2 separate regions of the Homo sapiens genome follow, and region 2 is linked to region 1. The links are chromatin loops, found by intact Hi-C in ENCODE. Cell type or tissue: IMR-90. All regions are shown on one strand.

Region 1 (2,500 bases):
ACCTTACATTCCTTAAATGTTTTACAATTATACCTTAATAAATTAACATATAATATATAGGTATATTACACTTGGTATATATAATATACTTCACATATACCTTATATAATAATTTATATTATGTGATACTATATTATAATGTATTAAATATATAATATACTATTTAATAATCATAATCATATATATTATTTAACATAATATATTAACATATGCTTAATATTTAATATATTAGACTAGTTATATAAATAATATATGATATAACTATATTACATATAGAATATATTATTTATATACTTCATATATAATATATAACGACATAAATATATAGATATATATTAATATATACTTCATATATAATGTATTATATGTGAGCTATTATATATAATATATAACAATATATAATATAGTAATAAACTTCGGAGAAAAGAAATATTCTACATTGTGGAAGTTTATATTATATATGATATATACTATATAAGATATATATTATATTATTATATAATATAATGCATATGAGGTATTATATAGACTTCATATATGTTATATATGAAGTATGTTAATATATAACACCTTAATAATTATACTTTATAACATTTTGGCTAATCCAAAGGCAATTTATTTCAAAACTTAGAGTTTACTAACTTAAGTGGAAGTGGAGGAGAGTAAATTTTGACAGAAAATGGAACAGCAAAAAGTTCTTTTCAAATGTTTGATTATTGTTTCATAGTATATAATTGTAGTTCCTTACAATATTAGTTTATCTGTTTCATATTTCTTGGAAAAAACCCTTTAATGTTAAGGCTCCTATGTAGGAATTCTTTGATGAGCGCGGAAAAGCTGGAGTGAAGGGGTTGATAAATGTTTAAATTAACAAACTTGATTTTAAACTATCCAATAAATATTTCTCTTAAAAAGTTAGGCATATTTTGATCAGTTTGGTTCCTGTTTTATTTTTTTCCTTTCTTGATCCGCTTCTCAGCTGTGGCTGCGATCTCTGGCATCTCCACAGCATTGATGAAAAAACCCTTTTAAAATGACTGTATCTTGTGTCTTGTGTGGTCTTCTCTCTTCTCTCTCAATTTAAAGTATTAAAATTGTTTAACATCTTTCTAGGAAGCAGGTAACACAATGGTAAGTTTACAATCTTCCTCCTGTCCCTTTGTATACAGGGGTCAATTTATGTTGGTAATATGGTGAATGATCAAGCTCCAATATTAAACTTTGGAGACAAGTAATATCCTACCTTGTGGAAGTTTGAATTAAAAGATCTCTTTCAAGTGCAGTTGAGAATTTAGCCATAACTCTATCATTCAGAGATAAATTAAAATTCAGTGTGCTAGTGTATGTGCATGTTTTACATCAAAGGCAATGGTACCAAGAATGCATACTTAACCTTCCGCCGTGAGGAGTTTGAATTGGAAAATTTTAATCCAGGTTATAAATCACTTGAGAGACATTTAAAATAGCCACAAGGGGGCAGCAAAACACACAGGATTCCCTGAATCCACTGACGCAGGAACATTTCGCTGTGTCTTACGAAGGCAAACGAAAGAACGAATTAAAGTACCTGGCGTTTGAGCCGTCTTCAAACACTGGCATTTCTAGTACCAATACAGTGAAGCCGGCAGGGGAGACGCTATACTTCCTAACTGAATAATATATGAGACACCAACTTTCTAAGTATTTCTTTTCTTTTTCTTCTTTTTTTTTTTTTTTGAGATGGAGTCTCGCTCCCTCACCCAGGCTGGAGTGCAGTGGCGCGATCTCAGCTCACTGCAAGCTCCGCCTCCCGGGTTCAAGCGATTCGCCTGCCTCAGCCTCCGGAGTAGCTGGGATTACGGGCACCCGCCATCACGCCTAGCTAATTTTTGTATTTTTAGTAGAGTCGTGGGGAGGGTTCACCATGTTGGTCAGGCTGCTCTCGAACTCCTGACCTCAGGTGATCCATCCGCCTCGGCCTCCCAAAGTGCTGGGATTACAGGCCTGAGCCACGTGCCCGGCCCCTTTCTAAGTATTTCTTATGAAGGGCTACTGTGATTTGCACCCAGGGAGGGCGAAAACCTGTCAGTGGCTCATGATACTTACCAGTGGAGCAGATTGTAAATTCCTCTTCCTCCTTCTCCTATAAAGATTTCTCTGTATTCCAGGGGCAAATAACAATAGGTAAAGTATCAGTTAGATTTAACTTTTAAAAATAAGAAACAGACCCTCTTGCAGAAGCAGTAAATACTTATGAATCACTTATCAATTATCAGGCACTGTTCCACAGGGAAGAGTCCAGGGTACTGGTCGAACCTGGATTTTATTGTCAGGCTTTCTTGGTGTGAAACTGTACAAGCTCGGGCAGATTTCTTCGCCTTTAGATGTCTTAGTTTCTTCACTTGTAAGATGAGGCTAATTCTATAGGTTGCTTTAAAGATTAAGTAAAATAATATATGCCAGCTCAGTGGCTGACATATGATAAGAATTGAATTAACAGTTATAAAATTACTATCATACA
Region 2 (2,500 bases), 600 kb after region 1:
CATTTACAAAATTTCATTTGCAAAATTTCATCCTTCATACTTCCTTATTTAGCTAATTAAGGTAATGATTCTACTTAGATTGGAAAGTTCTAATTAAAATCATTAATTTTTCCCGAACCTTCTCCTTCAAGATCTAAGCTTTGCTGCACATCCTTCAGTCTTTGGGAGGAGAGAATGTTGGGGGATGTGCTGCTGATAATTGATGAGAGAGAGCAGGATACATTTATTATGACCTTCCTCCCGCTGCCCAGCTAAATTTATACAGCCAACCATAATCTAATAACTCTGTGTTCCTTTCTTTAAAGATTTTCCTATCATATGAAACTATTTCGGCCTGTGGTGTATTCTTTCTAATTAGAGTAGAATACTAAAGCAAAACCATTTCAATCCAAGTTGCATAAAAATGCCATCCCTTTCCGAGTGACTGGTTTTCAAAGCGAGCTCATTACCTGGAAAAACAACAACAACAAAAGTGTTGCCTCTCTGAATTCACGTGGTTTGGAAAATTCTTAGCCATCTACAGATGCACCAACTGAATCATAATAAAGAAGAGAAAATCTATAAATGATTAATTTCCTTTTTCTATTTAGGCTTAACATGTTTTAAGGGATAATTAAACTTTTGGCCTGTTTCTTAGAAGTCCAGGAGGAAGCATATTTCAGAAGAAGCTTATTGAACTGAGCGGTGAACTCATTCATTATCCTTTGGTTAATACAGAGTGAACTTGTCTACCCTCAGGTTCATTTAGCTTTAGGCTACAGCCTAGATTCTTAGACATCCGTCTATTTTACAGTATTAATTCAAGCTGTTTATAAATAACACATGACTAAATAGATGTTAAAGAAGACCTCCCTTGGGGCAGGCATTATTCCCACGTGCATGGCAACAGAGTTCGTAACAGGGCTTGGTGAACAGTATAATCTCAACACATTAACTGGGACCACATCGCCATTTGGCTATCAGAGCAGCCACACCGAGTGCATCATCTCTTGCACACCCTTTTAATTTAAGTACCTTGCTCAGTGCTAAGAAAAAAGGCACACTTGTTAAGGCAGGAGTAAGTGCGGATCTGCGAAACCTAAGCAAGCATATTTCACCAGCACCTCCTAGGGGCCACGTGTGGATATGAGGATGGGAGGTGGGGACTCGCACAGAACCTTTCCTTGAATTGTCAGTTTCACCTCTCCTACACACAAAAATCCACCCCGACTGCGCCGTCCACAATACCAGCTAGTTTGCTGAATTAGTTCAGCGACTCAAGGAGGCCTTACGAGGTTTAAATAAACTGCACAAAAGACACATTTGATCGCTCGAGAAAATAAACATTTAAAAAACTCAGTGGAAAGAAAGACTCCTAAAATATATCCTGTCCTTTAGGAGCAAAGCTTCGTTAGGACACCGAAGTACTCAGAAATAATAGGCACTTACTCTTCGGTTTACACACACACACACACACACACACACGGATTAGTTTATAAAGTTCCAGGATCCAGACCCGGTTAACACTGAAGTTGCTTTTTAGGGGTCTGCGCGCTCTCGCCTGGCTGCTGGGAAGGAGGGCTGGGAGGCGCTGAAGCGAGGGCAGATCTGAGTGTCTGTAGGAGTTGCTATTCCAAAAAAAATCATTACTCTCTAATTGTTCTGATTTTAGATCAGCAAAGCGTGCCGGGCGGTGGTGGAGAGACTGAGGGCGGACAAGGCGAGAGGGAACGAGCCGTCCACCCTTCGGAGAAGCCTAGGCGCCTTGTAAGTAATTCGCGAACAGTCGGGAGAACAAACAGCCAAGCGGCGCTGCAGTGGCCGCACTTGCGCGCGTCTCAATCCTGGGGGCTCTGCGCGCCCGCCCCAGTCCCTCGCCCCATTGACTCAGTGGCTTCTCCGGGCGCTGCAGCCTCCGCGGGGGGCTTCGAAGGGCCGAGGGGCTCCGGCAGAGAGGGAGTGGAGAGGGAGACGCGCCGGGACCGACGAACAATCCTGCCCCTGCGGCAAAGGTCTCTACCCGGCGCTGGCACCTCGCAGGCCCCTCGAGGAGCACGCAGGGCAAGCGGCCCAAGAGCGGGGGAACCGGGAAGTGTGTGGGGCTCCAGACGGAGTAGGAAGCTTTGCCCAAGGCCAGGCTGCAATCAGGCAGCCGCAACAGCCGGGCGCGGAGCTTCCCACCTGCTGCTGTCCCAGCTGGGCCGCAACTTCCTCCTCCCCGGCCCGGGCCCGACTCCCCGGCCGGGCTCCGAGGGTGGAGGGGGACGAGGCGGCGGCAGGTTCCCTCCGCTGGCAACGCCTCGCAGCATCCTCCCCTCCCCGCCGCGGTTCCCGGGGCCGGCCGCGCGGCCAGGCGCGCTGCGATTGGCCGGCAGCGGCCGGGGGCGGGGCCAGGAGAGCCGGTGTCGCACGGACCGCCTCAAAAGAGCCCAGGATATTGCAGAGCGCACTGGAGCCCTGGCCAGCGCGCAGCCTTCCCGGCGCCGGCGGGCTGGGTCTTGGGAATTCTGGTTTGCTTTGG

The links. A loop is a pair of places that touch in the nucleus more often than their neighbours do. Peaks named below come from ENCODE experiments on the same cell type or tissue, not always from the same donor. Only the 100,000 strongest peaks of a DNase experiment are listed, where the experiment ranks them.
Region 2: it touches region 1 in a loop (6-fold over the local background); 14 of 110 quality-filtered maps call a loop at or near these places.

What each region holds. Positions count from the first base shown.
Region 1 is chr17:69,567,739-69,570,238 of GRCh38, forward strand. No RefSeq gene overlaps it. Among named protein-coding and RNA genes, the nearest start is that of LINC01483, 25 kb to the right of the region's middle. RefSeq lists an enhancer at 1,358-1,859. In IMR-90, a CTCF peak has its summit at 1,471 (motif pointing right); a DNase peak (open chromatin) is centred at 1,503; H3K4me3 peaks cover 218 bases; H3K27ac peaks cover 629 bases.
Region 2 is chr17:70,167,112-70,169,611 of GRCh38, forward strand. KCNJ2 (potassium inwardly rectifying channel subfamily J member 2) reads left to right here and starts at 2,421. Exons shown (of 2, transcript NM_000891.3): 1 at 2,421-2,500. KCNJ2-AS1 (KCNJ2 antisense RNA 1) reads right to left here and starts at 2,291. Exons shown (of 1, transcript NR_036534.1): 1 at 1-2,291. RefSeq lists a silencer at 2,017-2,476. In IMR-90, CTCF peaks have their summits at 1,105 (motif pointing left) and 1,865; DNase peaks (open chromatin) are centred at 1,100 and 2,340; H3K4me3 peaks cover 1,537 bases; H3K27ac peaks cover 968 bases.